Linked DNA regions of Mus musculus: region 1 is linked to region 2. A link is a loop called in an ENCODE intact Hi-C map of the cell type or tissue named here. Cell type or tissue: heart. All regions are shown on one strand. Links, peaks and the distances in the headings refer to the core of each region. The heading gives the core; the rest is flanking DNA.

Region 1 (8,332 bases), core at 185-8,184, 65 kb before region 2:
CCAAGCAGGAAAAATATAATCACACTTTAAATAATGGAAGTTGTAGGTATTAGAGCTACATGGGCAGTTACCGGAGCTGCCGAGATGCCTCCCCACAGACCTGACGGGGGCACACCGACTGCATTTTTAATTTTTAAAACATATTTCTTCCCAAATTATTCTGCGTTTCCGAGGAGCCACATTTATGGGGGTGATAAATTACTGTAATAAAGTGCCTCTTCTTCAGATATATAGGACAAAGCCTTGCCGTGCACAGCCCAGCTCAGGCAGCCCCGAGAGAGTGGCGGGAAGTCCCACTGCCTCACTCCTCGCTTTAATTATTTGGCCAATATGTCCTACATTTTTAATGCAGTCACAAGTTTTCTTTAAGCAAAGAATTCAAACAGGCCACCAATTTGTATTTGTAGTGGCAATGTGCATGAGGCCTTATGAATGTGAGTGTTATGTGTACACCCTTGGGTAGACAGGCCTATATGACTGAAAATGCACCGTGTGTGTGTGTGTGTGTGTGTGTGTGTGTGTGTGTGTGTAAGCTAGTGGATGCCCAGATATACATGCCCACACATCCATAGGCATGAACACATATGCACATTGTGTACATACATGTGTATTAGCTACGCATGCATGTAGGTGCCTTCTTACAGCCCTTATTGTCTGTTCTGTATTGAGCTAACTCCTCCTTGCCACCTTCTCCCTTGCATAAGGATGCCCAGAGTGTGCATCACAGGCTTTGAGAAGAGATTGCCTCTTATTAGCTACAGGACCCTGGGTGGGCCCCTTGGTGCCTCAGTTTCCCCATCTGTAAAGTGAGTTCATAATAGGAGCAATTATCTCAAAAGGCTCCTGGGAGGATTAACGGGTTTGGCACATGAGGAATGGCTTACAGGCAGTGGGTACTAAGTGTGGATCATTTTTCTTCTCCCCTTCCCTTCCCTTTGCCCGCTTTCCCTTCCTCTCTCCCTCGAAGCCCCATCTTTCTAGGTGAGCCCTGCATGAAACTGAGCATGCTCGCTGATGACACAGAAAACCAAGCAGGCAAGTAGAAGACTGAGGACCAAGTTAGGAAGATTTTCTTTGAGGAGAACATAACCCATTGGAGGGCTTTGGACCCAAGGATGAATCAAGGGTCATGGGCCACACATAATCAGCTATGGTTCCCTGTCCTTGTTGAGTGTATGTACTCATGGACAGATGTGGGATAGAATGGAAAGACACAGGGACATGTGTGATACTTTCAGACACCCAAACTATATCTACAGAATCCCATTCCTCTTTCTATCCCACCCACCACCTCTCTCCCCCAGGCTTTCATACGCTGGTTCCTCTGCCTTGAATTCCAGTCAATCTGGAAAATCCCCTTGAATCCTACCTGGTATGGCTTGGTTTCTGAACTCCTTCCTCCCTTCTTAGAGACTTCCGGTGGGCCCCAAGTGTGACACTTCCTGGCTTCCAGTCAGCTGGTGGCACAGTAACTGTAGGTGTGAGTCCCTCTGTCCCCACCAACTCTGAGCTCCTCACAGCTGCTCAGCAGTGTCTCAGTTATTCCGTCTAGCACATGGGGTGGTGACAGTGTCTACCCTTCCATGTTGCTGGAAGGGAACGATGGGTGGGAGTGTCTACACAGCTGTCCAGAAGAGAACCCAGGTCTATGTGACACTTGGCAGAGAAGGCAGCACCAAGCTTCACTCGGGTCTCTTGTCCAGTGTTTGTACCCAGTCCCCAGGCTTCTTTCCATCCTCTCCCTGTCTCCATCTGTCTCTCCAGCTGGTGTCTCTTCTCTCTCTGACTATCTCTCCATTTCTGTGGATCTCCACCTCTGCTGTCCTCACCCATGCTCTCTCCCCTAAGCATGGCTGCTTAGACTGTTCAGCGTGCAAAGAGAGACACGGTGTTGACATTTGACCTAAGTCAAAGCCAAACTCAACACTCACCCCGTCTGAGAGTTAAGCTCCCTGGGCCTTGGTTTCCCCACTGTTTCCTGAGGCACTTGAGACAGACTTTCTAAGACTCTGGAAAAGGCTCATGCCTCAGGAATCTTCCATTGCATAGGCCTTTGCTAAACATGCATCACCCTCCTCCCCATGTGAGTGTGGTCTGTCTATCTGTCTCTGTTTGTCTGTGTATAGTATATGGGTGCTATGTGTGTATGCACACGTTCCTGTGTAGGTATGTGTGTGCACATGTGTATGCATGTGGTGTGTGTACAAATGAAGCCAGAGGTCAGTGTCAAGTTCCTTCCTCAGTTACTCTCACTTTTGGGAACATGGAACCTGGAACTCCGTGGCTGGCCTAAGCTCCCTACCATGCTTAGCATGATGGTCTCCAGTTTTAGTCACTTCCCTGTAAATGACATGATTGTGGTCCCTTCTGCAGCTGAATAAGACTCTATTGTGTGGATTCAGCATGTTTCCTTTTTTCCATTCATCAGTAGACTGGTTCCCTTTCCCAGCTATTGTGAATAGAGCCACAATAAATATGATTGTATCTCTGCGACAGGAAAGGAAGCCTTTGGGTATATGTGGCGGTGGTATAGCTGGGTCATATGGCCATTCTATTTTTAGCTTGCATTTCCCCCACCCAGCACTGGATGAACTTAGAGATGACACTCCAGGGGGGCCGGCAGAGCTCAGTGGTGGAGCATGTGCTTAGCATGTGTAAGCCTGGGTTCAGTCCCCAGCACCCAAACCAAAACAAAGCTGGACAATCCAAGCGTAAGCTTCAGGCTCTCCAAGCAAGCCGCCGTCAGCTCAGCTGAGCCAGGAGGTCCCGGAGCACAGGCCACAGGCTGCATGCACCCCAGGAGAGCTATCAGTGAAACCCAGAAAGCCCAACAGAGAATGGTAAATTTATTTAAAACATTATGGGAAGAATGGATGTTGTGCTCACTTTGGCAGCACATATAGGCAGCACATATAGGTAGCACATATAGGCAGCACATATACTAAAACTGGAATGATACAGAGATGAGCAGCATGGCCCCTGTGCAAGGATAACACGCAAATTCGTGAAATGTTCCATATTTTTCCCCTTACCTGTTTTCCTTCGAATCCCTCCCATGTCCCCTCCTCTCAACCCCGCCCACACCCTCCATCACACCCTCTCAAGTTAATAGTCTTTTTTTTATTTTGTTATTCTTAATATATATATATATGTGCATATACATACATATACACAGAGAGGGGGGAGGGAGGGGGAAGAGAGAGAGAGAATAACTTGATTGTATGGTTCTCAGTTGAGAACTTTGTAGATGACAACTTTGTCTTGTAACATCAAAAAGTTGGAGATTCATGCCAGGTGGCACCTTTAATCCCAGCACTGGAGAGGCAAAGACAGGAAGATCTCAGAGTTCAAGATCAGCCTGTTCTATTGATTGAGTTCTAGGACAGTCAAGACTACACAGCAAAACCCTGTCCCAAAGAGAGAGAAAGAGAGAGAGAGAGAGAGAGAGAGAGAGAGAGAGAGAGAGAGAGAGAGAAAGAAGTAGCTTTCAAAGATTGGAAACTTATTCAGCACATTACAGCTGGGACACCATGGATCCCAGGGGAGTGGTAGACACCTCTAGCCCTAGGCTCTTCTAATGTCAGGGTCCCTAGTGTACTCATGTACAGGGCCTAGAAAGTGGAGGAACTTATGACAGATCACACAATGGGTGTCTGGGCTGGACTTGAACCCACATCTCCCTGCTTCAAGGCCAGGCCTCCTGATCCTGCCAAGAACAGAGTACCCGATGGCTGCCCCAGGGACAGAGCCAGCCTTTCACCTGCTTTGGGCTATCCCACGGGGCAGGGCACCTGTGGGTGGGATTGTCCAAGGATTCAGCTAAAATAAGAAGTGGTTTCCTCTGAAAGGCCTGCGTGGTCTGTAAAGGGGAAGGAAGTGGAGGCTGGAAACTGGAGTGGGCAGAGCAGTGAGAGGCGGAAACTGCAGCCTGCACCACAGAGACCAAGCTGGGGCACAGCAGACCCTGCAAGGCTGCTGCTCTGTGCCTGGGCCCAGCGGACCTGAGAGCTTGTGTTCAGGGCTCTTTTTCTTTCTGTCTTCAGAGCACTGCCTTCGTCCTCTTCACACACACACACACACACACACACACACACACACACACTCTCACACACAGACAGAGGCAGGATTAAGCAACCACAGACTCCAATCATAGCTCATAGTGCTTACTGTGGCAGTTGGTGAATCTTGGCTGCCTCATGTTTACAGGGAGCCAGAGATGCTCTACAAGGATGATGTCATCAGTTCCTTACAGAAACAATACTAGGATCCATTGATTTATTTTACAGGTGAGCAAGCCAAGGCCCAGAGACAATAACGCACTTCTCCTCCTGGTTCTACAGTCAGTAAGTCTCCAAGAGGAGAATGCAGGCCACATCAAAGCTGCACAGCTAAGCTGTCTAGCCAGGCACAATCCTTTTCCATGGGAGCCTGGGCAGTACCCTCAGAGGTGGGTCACACATCTGTAGCAAGAGGACTGTGCTACTGTTATTGGTCACGCATCCCTGGGGTAGCTGGGAGCTACAGAATGTTCTAAAGAAGAGGAGAAGCCCAATTGAAATGAGGAAGCATTTCTTTGTAAATATTTCTGATAGATGTGTGAAGATATTACCAAACTACATACACAGCTTCTGTACTGTTTGGGGTTTTCTATTATTCCTCTAAATAATTTTTTAAATTATTTTAAAATAATTTAATTATTTAAAAATAATTTAATCCTCTAAAAGTTTTACTTCTCTACCCAGTGTTGTGGACTGAACTCAGGGCCTCACAAATGCTAAGCAAACACGGTACCACTGAATATTCCCAGCTTTAATCTTTTTAAAATTTACTTTTAATGATGGATATGTGAGTGTGTCTGTGCAGGGGTGTGTTCATGTGAGTACAGTTGCCCATGGTGGCCAGAAGAGGGCACCAGTTTCCCTGGAGTTTGAGTTACAGGAGGTTGTGAGTGTGACGTCAGCCTGAACTACAGAGTAAAATCCTGAGGTGTGTGATGGGGAGAGCCTTTCAAAACTGAAGAGCTGCATGCCTGAGATCTGACATGGTGGTACACTGTGACACTGCCTCGACTCTCACCCCTTCTCCTTTCCAGAGTTTCAAGATGTTGAGGTTTTCTGCTGATGGCTCTGTCCCCTGGCCCCACTTCTTTTTATAAACAGATCCAGGAGAGATTGGATAATCAGGAAAGGAATGGATGCAGGTGAGTCTCTTTAGTGACCATCAGGGAGTGTAAAAGATTCAATTCCAGCTTCAAACTCCAGCCCCAGCTGCCTCTGTGCCAAGTCTGCCTAGCTGATGAGGACCTCTGACCATACAGCCAGGGCTTGTCTTGTGTGGGTGGTGTCTCACTAAGAAGCCCCAGAACCTCTCCTGCCATTGCAATGAGCTTTGCAATAGAGGGGAGTTCTTAGATCCTCAGGTCTAGGCCTCCTGCTCTCAGCAAGGCCTGAGCTGCCCCTTGGGGTCTTTTAAGCTACTGAAAACTCTGTGGAGACAGCAAGTCAAAGGCCTCCTACAGACGGGAAGCAGAAGTGATGCTGAAGGGAGCCATGGGGGCACCTGGGACTGTTCAATGCCGAAAGTGACTGGATTGAAAGAAGCACCAGAAAGACAGGGAAGACCTGAAGTCACCTCCCTGTCCTCTCTAGACACCGGAATCTTCAGCTAAGAGAAGTGAATGTATGAGACACCTTCTCTTCCTCATGGGTCTGAAGAGATATTGAGAGGACGGAAGCTAGACACAGTCTGCAGGAGGGACAGATGGATTCAAAGGGGCAGGTCTCGGAGGCTACGTGACAAGGTCTGGTGCCTGGTGGCCACCTGGCAGAAATGTCAGCTAATATAGGCAGTGGTCAGGGTGTGTACTGCTGAGAACTTCTCGATTTAGAAGGCCAGCTCTGCCTCTCTCTAGCTGCAGTAGCTCAGAGACAAACTTGACTGCCTACCCTCATGCCCTCTATGCCCTCTTCTGAGGACTGGAGGACTACTTAATGCAGAGTACTTCAGTGTGGCCTGTCCCCACCACAGCTTGTGTTCAGACTTCATCCCAGGCACTAAGGAGGCGTTGGGAGTCATAAGAGAGTCATGTTTTCCTCTCAAGACTGGCTATTACATAGCAAATTTAGCTTCCTCTGCTCCAGTCTTGGCTTCCTCTTTACACACTCTCCATCCACGTGATGTCACTCACTTTGTTGGGACATAATTCAGAACCCTGTCCTTCTCAGAATTTTACCCCAGAGGCTGCTCCTACCCCCACCACACACACACACACACACACACACACACACACACACACACACACATACACATACACACACACACACACACACACACACACCACCCAACCACAAGAGTTTGACTATCTTTCTCTCGGGCTTGGGGCTTGGGGCTAGAGAGTACTCCCATCTGTCTGAGCCCTTCCTCTGCTTTCTTCCAGCTGTGGGCCTGGAAGAGTCCATTTGGCTTCCTATTGCTCCAGAGCTTTCAACTGCAGCAGAAAGAGGGAACCTGGCCCAGGTTTGTTATACTATGGTGGCGATGCCATGAAGGGACACGAGGCACTGGAGAGGGGGGTGTTCTGCCCATTGAGAAATCAACCATCTTCAGAGTCCTATGGGACTGCCAAGCAGTTGTTTTTGTTTTTGCTTTTCCAGTTCTTTGGCTCTGTGAGGTACTTCATGGGCAAGTGAGCAGGGTGCTGCCTGTTGGCTGGCCTGCAGGTCTGCTCATTCCCTGCAAATTGATTTCCCCCAGGCTTCTTCACCAGCTAGTGTCTTGCTGTGTTGGGTTAACAGGAAGGAGATTGGTGGTGTGGGCGAGAGGAGGGGAGCAGTCCCTCTCTCCCGATCTCTCTCCTGTTCTACTGCCCACCCTCTTCCCTGAAAGGACAGGTGTGCTGGAGCCATTTTCCCAACACCAGCTGCTCTCTGGCTTCAGCTCCTACAGAACTACCCATCCACCCAAAGTTCCAGCTCCACGTGTGGTCCCTGTCAACATTGTCAAGACTGCCCCAAGCCGTCCCCAGCTCCCTTTACACCCAGCTCTGGAGTAGAAGCAGTTTCTTCAACTGCTGGAAACCAAACTGCCCCAGTGTTAGCTGCTGGCTTTTCAGTCCTTCTCCACATTGTAACCACTTTGAAATATTCAGAGCGGCTTTGGTTCTTCTGACTGGCTCTGGTTTTTGCAGCGAGCATTAGGTGTTTTCTTTCTGCCCGTGAATGTTCCCCTTCTCCATCGCCAGCCTGTTCTGGAGAGTCAGAGGCAGGACTCTGAGGTCCTGTATCTACAGAGCGGAGGAGGCGGAGGAGGCGCTAGGTCCTCAAAGCTTTTTTTAGAAAGCCTGCTCCTAGGAAGTCCTTCCCCACTGGCTTGTTCTGGGACAGGGGACACGTTTCACTTCTTCAAAACTAAAAGCCAGCAGGGAGAGAGGATATCGTGGAAGGGAGCAGAGCGTCACGCAGCAAGCAGCCTCTTCCATGTCCACATCTTCCTGGGACTCAAACAAAGGTTTGAAAACCAGCCCTGGAGGGGTTGCAGGTGGATTCTTTGCTCAGCAATGGCCCCAGAGCCCTGCTCCCAAAGGGGCAGCTGTTGAAACAACTTTCAGAGCAGAGAGTGGCTGTCCTGCTTTGCAACAATGTCTCCAGTGGTTGCTTACAGATATCCTGGAATTAGTATCTCTGTTCCTCTTTGTACAGAGTCCAGGCAGAGGTCATTTTAGCCACCAGGTCAGGAGAAACCTGGAAACTCATACAGCCCAACATTATCCTCTATGTAACACTGGGCAAACGGAGGCTCAGAGTAGAGCTGCTGCTACATTGCTTAGACTGAGGGACATGACACAGGATGAACTGAGACAGGGCCCAAGACCATGTGACCTGTCTAGGCAGCTGTGACAGCATATATGTATTGTATGCACTCACATGTATCAGAGAGGTCAGTATGTTTGCCAGCCATCACAGAGACTACAGGCTCAGTACTGAGGCTTACACATATGTAAACGTACACATATATGTGTGTCCCAGTTACTTACACATACAGTGACATGCTTGTATCTTACAGACCAACAATCAATATAGGATCTCACATGCATTTACTGTACTGTCTCATCACCTGGGTCCAAGCTAATAACAGCAAATACATAGAGATTTGCAACAGTTTACCAAGGCGGCCTCATATTCAAGGACACATGCCACACCCTGCAGGCCTTTGTGTTTACCCCAGTGTGTGTACAGAACACAACACAGCTTTTGGGTGTCATTCCCATGCACTTCTTTCCCGTGTCTCCCCCTAATTCACAAGTGTCCCTGTCCAAATATAGATGCAGCTCATG
Region 2 (8,332 bases), core at 239-8,238:
TCTACCTTTGAGGGAAGGGAAGGGAAACTTCCCAAAGGGCCAGAGCCAAGGGGCTATCGACACACTGCAGGCAGGAGAGGGAATCTAAGAGTGCTGCCTGGAGGAGGCCGTGCGGTTGGGTATTGGGGTAGGAGTGAATTTTGCCAGGAGACCATTTACTTCAGACATAGAAGAGCCTGCCAATGCCTGGAGAAAGCTTCATTTCTGAGGTGGAGGCACAGCAGGAGTCACTGAGGTGGAAAGTTTCTTAGAAAGCCTGGGGTAGCTTCTGGCTCCTGGTGATTTCCAAAGATCACTTTAGACTTTCAAAGAGAGTCAGGGCTGGGACCACACAATTCCCATTCTTACCAACTTGATAGGCCATCTAACTTCCCTGTGTCTCAGTTTCCTCATCTATTAAATGGGGGTTGTAGACAGCCACAGGAGGGGATGTGTGCATAGGACACATTTAGCAGATCTCAGCTTTATCTTGAGTAGTTTAAACCAGCACCCCCCCCCCCACGTGGGACTCCACCCTCTCACTCTTCCTCTGAGAAAAGAGTGAGATCATTAGCGTCCCTTTGTTACCCAGGAAAGGTAACTGAAATGTGACTAGGAACTAGTGTTGATTTTTACAAGTCCTGGGAGCTTGTGTCTGTGTGGTAGAAGGTTTTGAATGATAACTTCTGTCTGACCTTTGGCTGTAGGGATTACAAGGCTTTGGGGAGATTCTCCACCCGCCAGTGAGAATGTATCTAGTCAGCTCTCATTTGTGCCAGACCTGGGCAAGGCGTGCTGGTGCTGGTGCTGGTGCTGGTGCTGGTACTGGTGGTTGGTATCTGTGAACCACCACGGTTAGCAGAGTAACAATCAATTGGAGGCAAGAAGGCAGTTTGGTTCAACCTGACAGTAGCCAGTATTGACTCAAACTGTGAGAGTCTGATCCAAGTAGTTTATCTTAAATGTATTCAAGCATGGCACAATTTGGTGAAAATGTTCCTGGTGATAGATAATTAAATCAATCCTGCATGCACAATAAAGCTTAAGACATGACTGCATGGAAACTCTTTGTAAAGTACATGTGATATCTTCAATAAAGGTGGGTTCTGTAGATTGACCAGCTCAGGATAAGGGGCGAGGAGCATCTGATGTGGTTCTACAGTGCAGAGGCCACCAGGCTATTAACCACATCTGCCACCTGCATTCTGAGCAGATAACAGATTGTGCATGTCTGCTTTTGTGTTTTTAAGCCCCTGTGTTTAGCATTCCTGGTTCCGTTGGTACATATCTGTGTGCATAAGGACCTCTGTGCCTCCCACAGCCTAACAGCTTGAAGATGACCCTATGGTCAGTTTCTACTCTTGACAGCTAGCTTCAGAAACAGATGTAATGACAAAGGAAGCAGTCTGTGTCCCCAAGTGTTGGTTTTAGGGGAAAATCCGTGTGGACCCTGTCATACTGGGACAGGAAAAGTTGTCCTTGCTGCTACCCAGTTGCTCACTATATCCTTAGAGAGCTCCTAGGAAAGTTTGGATGCCCCTTCTTTCTACAGAACTTTGAACTTAGATAGAGGATGACACTTGCCCAAGATCCCACAAATACCTGAGCCCAAGGCAGGCCAGAGACCTGACCTGGTAGTGAGTGTGACTTTGTGAATTAAGAGGTCATTGATAGGTCTTCTGGGCAAAGGCTGGTACATGGAGAAGTCTGGAAAGACTGGGGTGCTATGGAAGGGCAGGGAGGCTGTGTAGTGCAGCTGCGGTGCAGGGGTCTGGGAGGGTGGGATTGTAGTGGGCAGGCTAGTGCCAGCTGGGCATGGCTTGGGAACACCTCACTCTGACCTGCGGCCTTTGCCTGGGAAACCTTGCAGACTGTTAAGAAATACCTTCAGGGTGAGGAAGCTGCTCAGCGGGTAAGAACACATATTGTGTGAGTTCAGATCCCAACACCCAGACACCAAGCTCTGCGTGTATAGTTAGGCCTATAACCACAGCCCAAGTTGGGGCTTTGGGGAGAAGGAGGCAGGAGGATGGCTCCGACTTGCTGGCTACCATCCTTGTCTCAGGGAACGAATCAGAGTAGAAGACACTGGAAGGAAGGCCTCCTCTGGTCTCTGGATATGTGTACACAATCTGCATACCAGAAGACACACAAAAATCAGTGGTAGGGCCAAGGATGTTGGGGACTACAGGATCTGGGAAGGGTTATGTCTAGGAGGGGACCTGAGGGAGGGAGACTTAGGGAGACAAAATCTACAAGACCACTCAGGCCTGTGAGGGAAGGTGAAGCTTGGGTGGAGCCTAGTTCTGGCTGAGATGGGGACAAAGAAAGGGCAGGCCTTAAGCTAGTTTGAGCAGTGTCTGTGAGGGTGTGGCTGGGTCTAGAGTACCTCAGAAGAATCCTAGGCTTGCAGGAGGAACATAAAGGTAGTACATTGGGCAGGGATGCAAGGAGGGAATAGGTAAGGGAAAGGGAGGGGAGAGGAGAAGAAAGTGGGAAACCCTGTGCTCTAGGAAACTGGCTCCATGTCTCTCAAGCCCACCTTAGGGTGGCCCTCACTGCGTGAGAAAGAGGCCCGTGTCGGACCTCATTGTGACATGCTTTCAGAGAAGCCAGGTGTCCACTGACCATGGAGCTACAGAGTCTGAGTATGTGTGGTCTGGAGGGAAGAGATTCTGAAGGGTTAGAGGGACACAGGACCAGTCTGGAAACCAGACTCCATCTGTGTCTTTTCTAGCCTAACCAGCTCTCAGAATTCTGGCCTGAGCTCTGACTGTTTCCTGTCAAGTGAAAACCCAATAACATCTGCTTAACCGGAGAAGGGAAGGGGCACCAGCTGGGAGAATGCACTTTGCCATAGCTACATCCTGGGGTTGGACTCGTTCAGTCAATCCTTGCGTGCATTTGTGTGCTCTTCCAAGGCTGTGCGGATGGACGTAGGAAGACTTGGTTTCAAGTGTCAGTTGATTCTGTTGCCGTCAGTGTAACTTTGGACTGTCACTCAACCAACCTGACTTTCATTTCCTCCTCTGCATGTGGATTTTAGCAGTCACATGGAGTATACCTAGTACCAACCAAGCTACTATCAAGTTCCCCAATAACTGGTCCATATGTCATGCACTCCAGTTTGCCTCTCACCAGCTGGCCTTCTTCCTTGCTTTGAGAAGCTGGTCAGGTGGTACCCTGGTCACTTTGTAGGGTTACTTTGACAAGTCATGGTCTTTTTTGGAGCCTCAGTTTCTCATCTGCACAGTGGGGCAATGGCACCTCATCTTAGGAGAGGGTAAAGACCTGTGGATGTTGGCTAATGATGACGCTGTATAAGCTTGACCCCATAAGTGGCCAGGAGCTGGGACCTGCTATGTCTCCTTGCTTGGCCTTGGGCCTCCAACTCTAGGCTGCCCTTTGGGTAGTGGGCACCCAAACTAGGTTTCTGTCATTAGGATCTAGGTAGACACATCTGCTCTGGGCACAGTCATCTCTCACAGAGACAGTGTCTAGGACCCACCAGCCTTGTGAGGGTCAATAAAGGTAGATAAAGGTAGAACTTACCCCAAGATTAAGTCCCCAGAAGTTGGGAGGCAAGTCTCAGGTGGCAGTCCTGGGAAAAAGGCCAATTGGAACTTCAAATCCAACCTAGTTCAGCCTCCAGCCTCCTCTGTTTCCCTAGGTTCCTGCCATGTGAGAGAGAGCTTAGTTCAAGGCCAGGCAGAGTGGGCACAGTTCACATGAAGGAAGACATATGCAGTATGACTTTGGGCAAGTGTGTGTCCCTGACTGAACCTCAGCCCCCATGGATACCATTAGTGCAGGCACTTACCCTCCATTACTCTGTGAGCATTGCATAAATAATGCTCACAGTGGCCAGAACTTCTGACACTTTCCACTGAATGTATGACCCACCAAGATACTCTCAGAGGTCCATCTGCTTGTTCACCCGGCTGCCATGTTAGGAAACAGGCTCTCGTTGTAGGAAAATGGGGTAACATTTTAGCTCAGCAATCAAGCTCTCTAGCATGTCCCTCTTGAACCCTACATTGTTCCAGGGTCATCTCTGGCTGCCTGGTGCACACGTCACAGCTCTTTGTTGCTCTCTACACCAAAGCCAGGAGCCTAGGTGAGAGGTCACATGGTGTGTGCACACGGCACAGCACCTCAGAGCACAAGCATTTGCTCGGATTCAGAGGAAAAGCAGTCTGAGATGGTTCGGCGAGGCCTGTGGCTCTGGGTCACATTCCACAGATTTTTGACCCCTGGCTTGGGCTTGGCAGCCACTGACTCATTGTTGTGCAGCTTGGCAGGGGCTGGAGGATCCCGGAATCCCCAGGGTGACTGGGCCAGGAGACTCCCCATATTACTCAAAGCCTGTACCTCTGCTCTGTCCCTGCACTCCATGTCTCCCTCCAGATGCCCTTACCTGCATCTGACTCTGGAGGAAGCCGGGTTTTTGTAGAAATGTGCAGTGTGCGGAGGTTGGGTATTACAGAATGCAGCTCTCCTTAAGTCCTGCTCTGCCGTGACTCCCTGGGGACCAAAAGCCCTGAAAGGAGGGACACTGAAGTCTGGACCCAAATTCTCATCTGTGGCTTACTGGGCATATGGCTTTGAGCCTCAGTTCCCCTACCTATTATGAGTTTCCCCAAAGCCTTGAAGACGCGGACCCATTAAGAAGGGCCCTCCCCCATTCTCTGCTGGACTCCTTCCATCTGCAACATTCCCCTTGGTGCTTGTCAGGCTGGGCTGTCTTCTTCTCCACCCTGGGGAGCTCTGCATGGCAGGTGTTACTGGGTTCTGCGTGGGTCTGCGTGTCACTGATTGGATGCCCGGGATGGGGGTGGAGGGGGGGGATTGCTAGAAGAGATAAATGTGGACAGCAGCTGGGTGTGATCTGGAACACAGTGCCTCTGCAGGTTCTGCCCAGTGGCCTGTGTTGGACCAAAGACCCCTTGTGACCACTGGCCCTAAGGGTGCTCCACAGCCCCCAGACTTGCGCACTGGCCCTACATCATGGCTCTTGCGTGGAGACAGGGCTCAGTCTACAGAGTGCCACTGAAAAAGATGACAGTGTGATAGCCTCAGGAAAGGATGCCACCTTAGGTCTAAATCTTGGCCTCACTGCTTGTCCATGCGAGCCTTTCAACCTCCTCGTGCCTCATTTGCTCAGTGGCCCAATTGCAGCCTCTAGCTCATGAGGTCACGTTAAAGTATACAGGATGAAGGGCGTATTAAGGGCCCATGCAACAATTGTCATTGTTATCTGTTACTTCAGAGGTGGCTTGGGCCCCCTGTCATAGTCCTGGCACCCCAAGTAAGGTCCATATAGCTGTTTGGAGGTCTGATCCAGGAGGGGCATGGCCTTCCTAAAGAGCTGCCAGGCAGCTCAGTGAGATTTGCCCAAGGTCCCAGTTAGTTTGTGAAAGAGTGCAGATTCACACGCAGTCCACCCCACCCCACCCCACCCCACCCCCAGTCCTCAGCCCCAAACACCTGAGGGCTGGAGGCAGAATGAGAGAAGGGGAATTCAGAGACAGAGTCCAGTCAGTCAGGTAGGCAGAACAGATAACATGAATGCCCAGGACAGGGCAGCCTGTAGGCCCATTCTGGAGCCTTCTAAGATGAAGATGGAACCTTCTCCTGAAGACAGTTCTCCATCTTTTTCCCAGAGGTCCCCCTAAGGGCAGAGGACGGTGAACATGTCACCCTGAGGGATGTGGAGGGTGTTGGCCGCATCAGCTGCTAAGCCTGCGGGAGCCTCTGGCTTCCTCTTCAAATTCATGCGCATTTTACATCGGGCTCACTCTTATGCCCAGTTTGTTGTCACAGGCTTTCCCCCTGAGTAACAACAGTGCCTGAGGAAGCTTCTCCGTGCTTATCTGTTTATCCTGGGGCTTTTTGTACCCAGCTCCTCCACCATGTCACTCTGGGGGGCGGGGGGAGACGGGAGGGATGCTGTAGTTGGTTACTCAGCCAGACCGTGAGAAGATGGAAGATTCTGAGAGCATCTGGGCCCATTTGCATCCCCTGTAAGGCCTGCACAGAGGGACTCAGGGAGGGAGAGACCTGCCCTGATGCAGTGTACCCTCAGTCAGAGACTACGTATGTGTATCTCCACACGTGAGGTTAAGCCACATCAAAGGTGGTTAATGTCACAGACAGTAGAAATCCACATGAGCTGTGCTGGGCTTGGCAGAGGACCTGTGGCCTCACTTTCTGTTTTTGATTTTATGCACTGTGGAATAGATAAATGCCTCAAAGATCAGTGAGGGGCTGGGGAGAAACATGAGGACCTGAGTTCAATCCCTGGCAACCAAATACAAAGAAGGGAAGGTTTTGATGAGTACACCATGTCGACCTCTGCCATGTACTTGCACACACATGTACGCATCCACACACATGCACACACACACACACACACACACACACACACACACATTTGCGCCCACTCAGAGACAGTGGAGGTTAAGGGCTGCCAGGGGCACAGGAACAATGACGCTGGAGGCCAGGGTGCCTGCTGTAGTGGACTAGGTACCCCTAGTGTACCCGGAAGCTACAAACAAATCTGGCATCTGGTTGATGTGGCTGGTGACTTAGAGGGGTCGTGGAGTGACTTACAGTCCGACCAGATCTGCAGGATATCCGTTCTAACAATAGCGATGGTGCTGATTCCTGTCTTACTGCAGTGAGAGATGTTGGGACCTTTAAATGGTAGAGCTTAGTAGGAGGTCATTAGGTCACAGGGGCACTGCCTCCAGGAAGGATTATTTTTCATGAGGTTAAATTGTTTATAAAAGTTCAAGTCTGAGCCCTGACTGTCTGACTGTCTGGATTCTTGACTGGCTACGGGATCTGTTCTTTTTTCCCAGAGTCTTTGCCAGTGTAATATTAGCCTGGCAGAGGTTCCTGCCAGTGCTGATCGGGCCCTTGAATCTCCAAAACTGTGAGCTCAATAAAAAATTTCTTTATAAAGTTGTCCAGACTCAGGCATTTTGGTATAGTAACAGAAAACGAGCTAGTTCAAATAGTCTCTTAGCCTTGCAATGTGGGTTACACAAATGTGAGACAGGACTGACCAGCTTGTGTGCTTATTCCCTTGAGATGTTAGGAAGGTCATTCATGATTCATAGGGGCTTCTGGCTCTCTAGGAACTATATATAGTACAGCTGCTCAGGAGCCTGGGTCAGCACCCCCTGGAGTTCAGACTAGAATTGGGACACAAAGAGTGAGTCTGTAGATGCTTCAGGGTTTTCCTACTTAACTGAGCTACACTGATGCCTTCTATATGCCTTGTAGGAGCCCAAGTCCAAGCCTGGCCCTCGGAAGATGTTAAAGACATACTACGGGGTATATGCAGGCTTTCCCACACAAGAGAATCATTTCCCTAGCCAGAAAGCTCCCATGCATGTCAGCCTTGATTTCTGCCACAAAGAGGCCAGTGAGATGGGGAAGCTAGAAACTGCCTCTAGCACCAGGAGTAGAAGACACTCTCCCAGGAGTAGGGAGACACTTGACTGACTTCTGCTCATAATTGGGCACATGGCATGGGCATCATCAGGTCAGTCCTGGCCATGAGAGCTAACCTACCTGGAGGTTCACAAGAACGTGCACCCTCCAGTGTTACCATGTCTGCTACGTACTACCAGAGTCTGGCTCGGTTCTCCTGGCCACTAAGGTTGCCCATTGGGCTTATATGGGGTGTTGGGGACAGCAAAACAGAGCTATCGAAAGGATGTAGAAAAATGTCTGGTAGTGAGGGTGGAAGCTGAGGTTTTATGGGAGTTTGAGTGAGAAGTGTCCCACAATGGCTCAGGTTGGTGCTGCTGTTGGGAGGTTTAGGTGGCGTACCTTGCTGTAAGAAGTACATCACTGAGGGCTGGTTTCAGATTCTAACCTCATCCTACTTCCAGCTCACTCTCTCTGTTTCATGCTTGTGGTAAAGGATGCAAGTTCTCAGCTCCATGTTCTGGCAGCCATGTTGTTCCTGCCAGTATGGTCTCTTAACCATACTGTGAAACCATAAGCCAAAATAAACTGTTTTAGTTCTAAAAGTTGCTTTTGGCCATGGTGTTTTATCTCAGCAAAAAGAAAGTAAGTGATGCGGGCCTCCGTGCAGGTCTGGAATGGACAGTCCTCATTTCCCTGCAGAGTACCTCTGTGCCCCCCTTCCAGTGGACAGTCCTAGCCACTGAAGCAGCACAACCTCATGGAGAGAGAGTACCCTCTGTGGTATTTGTGACTTGTGAGCTAGGTGACCATGAGCAGAGTGACATCTGTGCCCTCTGCTCTCCCATCTGTAAAATGAAATTGGTGGCTAGGAGGAGAAAGTGACCAGGTTCCTATTTTCTGTTGCAGTCCG

What was found. A loop is a pair of places that touch in the nucleus more often than their neighbours do. Peaks named below come from ENCODE experiments on the same cell type or tissue, not always from the same donor. Only the 100,000 strongest peaks of a DNase experiment are listed, where the experiment ranks them.
Region 1: it touches region 2 in a loop (2.0-fold over the local background); 4 of 42 quality-filtered maps call a loop at or near these places.

The regions. Positions count from the first base shown.
Region 1 is chr2:38,477,422-38,485,753 of GRCm38, forward strand. The region is part of intron 2 of Gm39799 (a long non-coding RNA gene); the gene reads right to left. Gm25081 (a small nuclear RNA gene) reads left to right here and starts at 2,920; the gene lies at 2,920-3,024. It also overlaps a transcript of Nek6 not described here. In heart, for the core only: a CTCF peak has its summit at 4,879 (motif pointing right); DNase peaks (open chromatin) are centred at 3,900, 6,050 and 7,320; H3K27ac peaks cover 1,018 bases.
Region 2 is chr2:38,542,225-38,550,556 of GRCm38, forward strand. Nek6 (NIMA (never in mitosis gene a)-related expressed kinase 6) reads left to right here. Exons shown (of 10, transcript NM_021606.3): 2 at 8,329-8,332. Among named protein-coding and RNA genes, the nearest start is that of Gm35808, 13 kb to the left of the region's middle. In heart, for the core only: no CTCF peak of the experiment used is centred there; DNase peaks (open chromatin) are centred at 4,247 and 4,687; H3K27ac peaks cover 4,885 bases.